3 separate regions of the Homo sapiens genome follow, and all the other regions are linked to region 3. Evidence: chromatin contacts called from ENCODE Hi-C or POLR2A ChIA-PET data. All regions are on one chromosome and are shown on one strand. Each heading gives the region's core, a stretch centred on a gene start or an enhancer-like site at or near the end of the contact. The rest is flanking DNA. Distances are from core to core; before and after follow the strand shown. Region 1 has its middle 24 kb from the start of LINC02710. Region 2 overlaps CREB3L1 (cAMP responsive element binding protein 3 like 1). Region 3 overlaps PHF21A (PHD finger protein 21A).

Region 1 (2,792 bases), core at 205-2,704, 140 kb after region 3:
GGTACCCATTTGGCAGGTTTGGATCCTGATGGACCTTCAGGAGCAGAACTTGGGAATGTTCTAGCTCCAGGACCTGCCAATGCCGTCCCATCCTTTCCTAGTTGGCTTTCCTTCCATTCATAAGAACACTGTGACAACTGAAATAATTCAGGTCATATTTATGAAACATCTATTACAATGAGAATCCCATAGTGACATAATACTCCACTGTTCACAGGAAAATGCTAGCTAAAACAAACAACAGTGACTGTCTGGCAAGGGACGCATCGAATAATGCTTATGAGTCTTTTGGGTCTTTTTTTTTTTAATCTTGGGATCGAGTGATTGATAATAATGAAGGGGAAGGAAGACATTAGGCCTGTTTTAGTTCTCAGAATTATTCACAGGGAATAGACTTTCACCATCAACACCCTAAAGATGCAGAATGCTCAAGGTAAATTGCCAGTTTTTGTCTTTCTGGAAAATCCATTAATACTGAATGATCTTGGTCTTGACCCATTCCAAAAAAAAAAAAAAAAAAGAGGATTGAGCCATGGGATTCAGATTATGTCCTTGAAAATCCCTTTAAAAACTAGATTCCAAATCAGTGCTCTCATTCTTCTTGAATATCCCACCCACCAGCTTAGCTTGTCCTATCCCTTCTAGATACAGCATTATTTTCTCTCTTTGAGGAAGAATGGCCCAGAGGCCGGAAGAGTGAGGGAACGTAAGAACGACTTTTCCACTGACCTGAGTTGCTAAAGCCATTTGGACCCAGAGAACTCATTGTATATGTGTGCTGCTCAATATATATGTGTGCATGAATTTGTGGTTGTGCATTTTCTGGCTAATATCCAAAGTCTTCATAACAAGGGGCCTGAGATACGACAAAAGGAAGACCTATGTGTCAAGGACGTGTGTCCACCCACCAAGAAGTTCTGGATGCCCAAAGGGGCTCCTAGCTCAGGGTCTGTGTGTCCAGCTGCTGGGGTAAAGAGATTTGGAAACCACTGAACATTTCTGCTGGGATCCTTCCAAACCCTTTTGGGAACCGGCAATAGCACTTGTCAGGGGAAATTAGTTCTGCACTTTCACAGAGTGAGAAATTCCTCAGGGGGCATTCTTGTACTTGGGAAGAGAAATCGAACCCAGCTGATTCCTTCAGGGCCCTTGCCATTAATAAAGCAGACGAAGTCCAGTTCAGTTAGTCCCGCCTGGGTCAGGGCGTGGAGTGAGGACAGGAGCAATGGCGTTCAGGGAATTTCACCTGTGGCTATGGCCCTCCTCTGATGGGTGCAAGCTTGATATTTTAGGGGATCGCGTTACCGGCATGTAAACACCGTGAGTGACAGCCAAAGCTCCCAGGCGACCACAGAGGATCTCAAACCCTTCCTATCTTCCTAGAAACCCTGGCAGCCCGACCGGCTGCTTGCTGTCTGATGCAACAGTTTGCAACGCTGTTCTGGGAGTTGAGTCCTGCTGCGGGGCGCCGGGAACCGGGCCGACGCGCATGCGCGGGCTGCGGCCCCGCCCCAAAGGGCGGAGGGGGAGCTTTTCACCAGATGTGCGGGGGGCGGGGCCGGTCGGCCAGGGAGACCTCTGGCAGCTCGCGCCTGCGATCTGAGCTTAATTAAACTTCTCCCGAGGCATTGGCTGACTGATTGACCCAGTGATCCAAAAAAATCAGAGAGGCCCAAATCTCCCCAAACGCACCGGCAGAGCGAAGTTGGGAAGTTGGCTTCGGTTTCCAGACTTGGGCCTTTGGATTCGGCGTCCCTCTCCTGCGCCCCCGATCCGCAGCACTGTCCAGGATCCACAGCTCGGAAGCACAGTCAAGCCTCGCGGGTCTGGGCCCTCACACCACACACTTTCTTAAGAAGGGAGGCATTGTGGCTACGGGGCGGAAAGGAGGCAAGATTTTGATACCTCCTTTGTCAGTATCTCCTCTGCCTCGCTCATCTGTTTTAGGTTTTATGAGCAGGAGACGTCACCGATTATTTTCCAAAATTTTCAGCTGTTCGGATATTGCCTTCACGGTTTGCTTCCATGTCCACATTCCACCACTATTATATATTTTAATAGACTTTTATTTTATTAACTTTTTCTTTAACTTTAAACCGTTTCCCTTTTTTAGATAGCTTTGCCCTAAGCAATAACATTAGCAAAGCTACAGGCTGAAAATAAATTCAAAACTATTAAAATAAAAAATATATATATGGGCTGGTCCGAGTGCAGTGGTGTTTGCAACTAACTGATCACATTCAGTTACAGATTTCTTTCTTTTCTTTTTTCTTTTCTTCTCCACTCACACTGCTTCACTTGACCAGCCATATATATATATATATATATATATATGCTAAATTGTCTCGTCTACCACATTTGGTGAAAAACTCTGGTAATTGCTGGACACAATGGCTCATGTTTGTAATCCCAGCACTTTGGGAGGTCAGCCAGCCTGGGCAACATGGTAAAACCCATCTCTACTAAAAACACAAAAATTAGCTGGGCATAGTGGCGCGTGCCTGTAGTCCCAACTACCGGGGAGGCGAGGTGGGAGGATTGCTTGAGCCCGGGAGGTTGAGGCTGCAGTGAGTTATGATGGTGCCACTGCACTCCAGCCTGGGTGACAGTGAGACCCTGTCTCAAAAACAAACAAAAACTCTGGAGGTAATACTACCTAACATATTGAGTGATTGTCAATGTCTCAGGCATTATTCTAAGCACTTTACATGTTCTTACTCCTTATGACACCACAGAAGGTGGATGTTGTTTACATTTTAAAGGAGAAAAATGAGGCACAGAGAGGTTAAGTA
Region 2 (2,737 bases), core at 22-2,521, 220 kb after region 3:
GAGGCGGAGGCGGGCAAATCACTTGAGGCCAAGAGTTCGAGACCAGCCTGGCCAACATGGTGAAACCCCCATCTCTACTAAAAATACAAAAATTAGCCGGATGTGGTGGTGCATGCCTGTAATCCCAGCTACTCAGGAGGTTGAGGGAAAAGAATCACTGGAACCCGGGAGGCAGAGGTTACAGTGAGCTGAGATGGTGCCACCGTACTCCAGCCTGGGTGGCAGAGTGAGACTCTGTCTCAAAAAAAAAAAAAAAGAAAGAAAAGAAACATTATCTCATAGGATGGATGTGAGGGTATTAATAAGATCCTGCGAATAAAGGATCCAGCCTGATGCTTGGCATTTAGAAATGTGCAATTCATGTTAGCTTTTATTCTTCTTTCATTATTTTTATTTATTTATTTTCTTGAGATAGGGTCTCACTCTGTTGCCCATGCTGGAGCGTAGTGGGGTGATCATAGCTCACTGCAGCCTCAAACTCCTGATTCTCCCCCCTCAACCTCCTAAGTAGCTAGGACCACAGGCGCACACCACCACCCCTGGCTAATTTTAAGTATTTTGTAGAGACGTGGTCTTGCTGTGTTGCCCAGGCTGGTCTCCAGCTCCTGGACTCAAGCATACCTCCTGCTTTGGCTCCCAAAGTGCTGGGATTATAGGTGTGATCCACTGCACCTGGCCTTCTTTCATTATTTTTACTTTTTTATTTTTATTTACTTTTTTTTTTTTTTTGAGACACAGTCTTGCTCTGTCGCCCAGGCTGGAGTGCAGTGGCACAATCTCGGCTCACTGCAACCTCCGCCTCTTGGGTTCAAGCAATTCTCATGCCTCAGCCTCCCAAATAGCTGGGATTACAGACGTGTACCACCACACCCGGCTAATTTTTGTATTTTTAGTAGAGACAGGGTTTCACTATGTTGGCCAGGCTGGTCTTGAACTCTTGACTTCATGTAATCCTCCTGCCTCAGCCTCCCACAAGTGCTGAAATTACAGGCGTGAGCCACCACACCCCACCATTATTTTCATTCCAAATTCCTGATAGTGCCCAGCCATGAGCCTGTGGTAGGTCTTTAATAATTATTTGCTGGGATTAATTACAATAACCTAGACAACAGCCTTGGTATGCAGCAGGTGCTCAACACAAGACTTTTTCCTTCTTTCCTTCCTTCTCCCCCAGCTTCTCCAGCGGGATCCAGCCACTCCTCTGTTCCCTGATTGGCCTGGAGAATCCCACCTGACCCCCCACCCCACCCCTCTGTCTCTGGCTGGGGTTCCTTTCTGGCCCAAAGTAGGTCCAAGCCCTTGTAGTTATTTCGCCACCTGCTGTACATTGTGGGAACTGCAACCCCTACGTGCCCGTTTGGGTGGAGAGAGATTAAACATTTGCCCACCAAGCCTGTGCTGAACGCATTCTGTATGCACCCAGAAGATTCCACGCTGAGTGGGACCCGGTCCTCACCCTCAGGGAGGCCACAGTTAATAAAGGAGACTGATGTGGAGATATATAAATAAACGAAGTGCCGTGATAAAAGCAAACACAGCAATAAAGCAAAAATGGCTGGGCACGGTGGCCCATGCCTGTAATCCCAACACTTTGGGAGGCCGAAGCGGGTGGATCACCTGAGGTCAGGAGTTCCAGACAAGCCTGGCAAAACCCCGTCTCTACTAAAAATACAAAAATTAGCCGGCATGGTGGCGCACGCCTGTAGTCTCAGCTAGTCAGGAGGCTAAGGCAGGAGAATCACTTGAACCTCGGAGGCGGAGGTTGCAGTGAGTCGCAAACGCACCACTGCACTCCAGCCTGGGTGAAAGAGCGAGACTCTGTCTCAAAACAAAACAAAACAAAAAACCTAACAAAAACAATAGCTACCATTTACTAGACACTCACTACATACCAGGCACTGTGCCAAACAGCTCCTTCTTATCAGCTCAGGGTGCTGGGGGTGCCAGGGAGGGAAGGTCAGTGAAACTGTGGCAGGTGTCGGTTAAGCAAAAGAAGGCTGGCATCTGTGCAGCTGGGGGCAGGCCTTCCCTCCTCCAACCCCCTTGGCCAGGAGCATCACAGGGCAGGCCTGAGCTTCCACAAGGTGACCCAGCCAGTCACCATGAGGCAGGCCCCAGGCGCCAGGCCACTCTGCAGAGGAGCCACGCAGGAGGTGACCTTTCCTATCTTGACTGAAACGGGCACCTGGCGTGGAGGCCAAGTCTGGAGCCAGCCCCCTAGGAGAGCTCCAGGAGGCAGAGATGCCTGCGGGGTCAAAGCCTGCCAGCTGACTGCTGTGCCCTCCTCAGGACCCTGCTCCAGCAGCTGCAGAAACTCCAGACTCTGGTCACCAACAAGATCTCCAGACCTTACAAGATGGCCGCCACCCAGACTGGGACCTGCCTCATGGTAGGTGTGGCTCCCTCCACCACAGACCCACAGGAGGAGAGTTCTTCCCAAGGCTGGCTTTTTCCAGGGTTGGGCAGAGCTTTAAGGATCGGTAACATCGTGGGCAGCGTCCCAGGGTACACCATCCTGGCGCCTGGTGGGCTGGTTCTAGCAGACTCCAGACTCCTTCTCCAAGCCCATGGTGCCTTCTGCCTCACACCGGTCCCCGACTGGTTAACACAGTGTAGATGTGTAGGTGACTCCAGTGGCCCCAGCTAGGGGACAGCTGGGCAGGTTCCTTGAGGAGGCGGCTTCCACAGGCCTTGTGCAGGGAAGGGCTTGGGGAGACTCAGGGAAGAACGGACATGG
Region 3 (2,700 bases), core at 10-2,509:
TTTGAGCTTATTTTGGTGTACAGGGATTTAAGGAAGTGCCTCCTATTAACACTAATGGGAGTTCTGGGTGTAAACCATAAGCACCAAGGAGGAGGATCAACGCCCAGCACTGCATCTGTGAGAACCCTTTCTATTGCACTAACTGTAACTACTGGGAGTTGTTCGCTCAGAAATGGGATAATAGACCCAAATTCCTATGTCTCTAAAGCACAAGATAATTCAAATAAAAGTCACTAAGAAAGGTCAATGCTAGATACCAGATTTTAAAAATAAACAAGAAGAAGTTAAACTAAAAGAACAACACATTAAGAAAATTTTATAAAATAGCATCAACATACACAGAAGAAATTAGTGAATTGCTAGAGAAAAATATCTCACACAAAAATAAATTCAACAAGATTAAAACAACCAAATTTTAAAAAATTAAAGCACAGTAAACCCAACTATAGCCAGAAGCTTATCCAGAGAAACACATGCACACAAAACAAAACTCAACTCCTCCCTGATGGAGCCCTCAGTATACTACAGTCCTTGCTTTAAACACAGAAGAAAACTCCTGCTGCATCGATAGCCAAGAATAATCAGAGTACTTCCAGATAAATGGACAGTGATCACAAGCTGCCGAGGATGAGCAAAACTAACTAAATAAAAATTATAGCACCTTATTGTGTTCCATCCTGCCTCACTTCTCAATATAGCACTGCTGTACTCACTAGGCTGGAAAATGAGCAGGTGCCTTTCAGGCTATAGAAAAATTAGACACACACACACACACACACACACACACACACACACACACCCTAAACACAAACACAAACACAAAGGGAATGATACTCTTTCACTTGAAGGGGCTTAAAAAATGCAAGGCTTTGCTGCAGGCCTAGAAAACTCAGAGTAGGCCTTACCGAAGAAGTGAGAAAAAAGCCAAGCTTTATTCCAAATCCACATTTCAAGCACTAAAAGAATTAACATTTATTTCAGTTAAAAGGTTTTGGCAACAATCCATTTTTTAAAAAGGAAAGAGAAATTAAGATTTTCCCTGTTTCCAGCCTGAAAGAAAATTAGAATCTCTTCTCTCTGACTATACAGGTTTAGCTCCACAACACAAATAAAAAAGAACCCTGACTTTAGGCCTAAAAACTAAAAATGGTTCCATACAATTTACATTTTTTAAAAAATCTTTGTAGTCCAACATATTGATCCTTTCTCACCACTGCTATCCTTAATGAACATTTATCTTTTTATCAGTACTTTGAAATGTCAATGAGAAGTGGAAACAGCTACAATACACTGGGAATTTTAACTTTTGAAACAAAAACCACAAAGAAACAGGAGTCTGAAACATGCCTCAATCACGCTGATAAGTAAGTAGTCCTAAAACTTGAAAGTGAAAGCAATACAGACCTCAAAAAGAAGTTGTTTGCTTGATATTAATGCTAGCCTTTAAGACCAAAAATATGTTATGTTACAGAAGACTGAAATCAGGGCTTCCATTAACCTTGTTTAAAAAAAAAAAAATCCCATGAGCATGGACTTTTTTCCTAAGTCTCTTCATCAGAGCAGCATGGGGTCCCATTAGGCACCCTATTTTACTTCCACCTTATAAATAACGTTAGCTATTTGCTATTTCCATGGAAACCAAGTAGAGAGAAACCCACTTAAATGAATACCGGTTAAAAGAATAAGTTTTATTTTAGAAAGGTTTTGCTGCTATAGGCGAACTCTTCTGGGGAATACCACAAAGTCTTCTTAAGTATAATTTTTAAAATATATATCTTTGGTGTAGAGGGAACTTATTAAAGGTCCTGTTAAGTAAGTATACTCCTTGCACTAAATGATAGATGCCAAATAACATCATAACATTAAAGACACATTTTCAATGCACAGGGGTTTACATGCACAACTTTCACTGACTATGCTTCCCCATGCATTGAGATGGAATAATTACACCTGTGGGTCTAATTTAAACTAATGCAACCAAATAAATTCAGAAATAAGTCTACCATTACCTTGTAGTGACTCCTAATGAACACGCCCCACAACTGCAGACATATGTACAACTTACAGTGCAAAGAAGAGCAAACAAGGGAGCACATAGCAAGTTTCTAACCACTGTTACCACGTCTAAAGATAGCAGGTAGTCAAAAGTCCCTCCTTGACAAACCATTTTATAAGTGAAACAAGCATTCCTTAACCAATACACACATTTGGGTTAAATAGAAATAGAATATGCACAAGAAGGAAGTGCGGAACAAGACTTGTGACCTGCAACTTTAAGCTGACTTATATATTGTCCTGCTTATGCTAAGAAATGGTGGTCCATACAACCATCACAGACAGGAAAGTGTACATAAAATAAAATGCAACTCCTAAGAACACAAGCTCAAAACTAATAATCTCAGAACTTCTAAAAGCAGGAGTAAGAAAAGCTAAAATCTGTCCAGCAGGCATCGTTCTTCACTAAGTTAGTGGTGGCTCAGACATCTTCAGTAAGTTAAAAGACAAATGAAAATATTATCCTAAAAGGGATTACCAGTATTAAACTAACAATGTATGAAAAGAACATTCTCATACACATTTTTCCTTTGAGTATACCAATGTATCTAACTGTAGTGCATGTTTTGAAAACACAAAGTTACTTTCCTGTTATGTTTTACACACTATAAATAAAGATTGGCAAAATGCTGGTAATTGTTAGTT

What was found. A loop is a pair of places that touch in the nucleus more often than their neighbours do. ChIA-PET counts read pairs that join two places held with the same protein, here RNA polymerase II (POLR2A). Pooled maps may share reads with other maps.
Region 1: a loop to region 3 is called in a pooled map, with 2.7 times the contacts of the local background. The contact joins two enhancer-like sites. A Hi-C loop is called at or near these places in 2 of 168 maps with a recorded cell type or tissue (CD8-positive, alpha-beta T cell and prostate gland) and 2 of 50 pooled maps. POLR2A ChIA-PET finds 5 or more read pairs at or near these places in 15 of 52 experiments (A673, GM12878, HEK293T and 11 more).
Region 2: a pooled map shows a loop between it and region 3 (2.2-fold over the local background). The contact joins two enhancer-like sites. A Hi-C loop is called at or near these places in 2 of 168 maps with a recorded cell type or tissue (OCI-LY7 and right cardiac atrium), 1 of 37 single-sample maps with no recorded cell type and 1 of 50 pooled maps. POLR2A ChIA-PET finds 5 or more read pairs at or near these places in 3 of 52 experiments (HCT116, Panc1 and activated CD8-positive, alpha-beta T cell).

Annotation. Positions count from the first base shown.
Region 1 is chr11:46,241,962-46,244,753 of GRCh38, forward strand. No RefSeq gene overlaps it. Among named protein-coding and RNA genes, the nearest start is that of LINC02710, 24 kb to the left of the region's middle. RefSeq lists enhancers at 465-1,398, 1,399-2,332, a cis regulatory region at 1,085-1,967 and a silencer at 1,411-1,620. Within about 2 kb of position 1,455, at least 31 of the 41 ENCODE cell types and tissues checked have a DNase peak (open chromatin) inside an H3K27ac peak, as active enhancers do; they include A673, where a contact is called at or near this core.
Region 2 is chr11:46,313,997-46,316,733 of GRCh38, forward strand. It overlaps CREB3L1 (cAMP responsive element binding protein 3 like 1), which reads left to right. Exons shown (of 12, transcript NM_052854.4): 9 at 2,290-2,389. Among named protein-coding and RNA genes, the nearest start is that of DGKZ, 32 kb to the right of the region's middle. Within about 2 kb of position 1,272, at least 5 of the 41 ENCODE cell types and tissues checked have a DNase peak (open chromatin) inside an H3K27ac peak, as active enhancers do.
Region 3 is chr11:46,098,765-46,101,464 of GRCh38, forward strand. The region is part of intron 1 of PHF21A (PHD finger protein 21A); the gene reads right to left. Among named protein-coding and RNA genes, the nearest start is that of PHF21A, 21 kb to the right of the region's middle. Within about 2 kb of position 1,260, at least 5 of the 41 ENCODE cell types and tissues checked have a DNase peak (open chromatin) inside an H3K27ac peak, as active enhancers do; they include A673, where a contact is called at or near this core.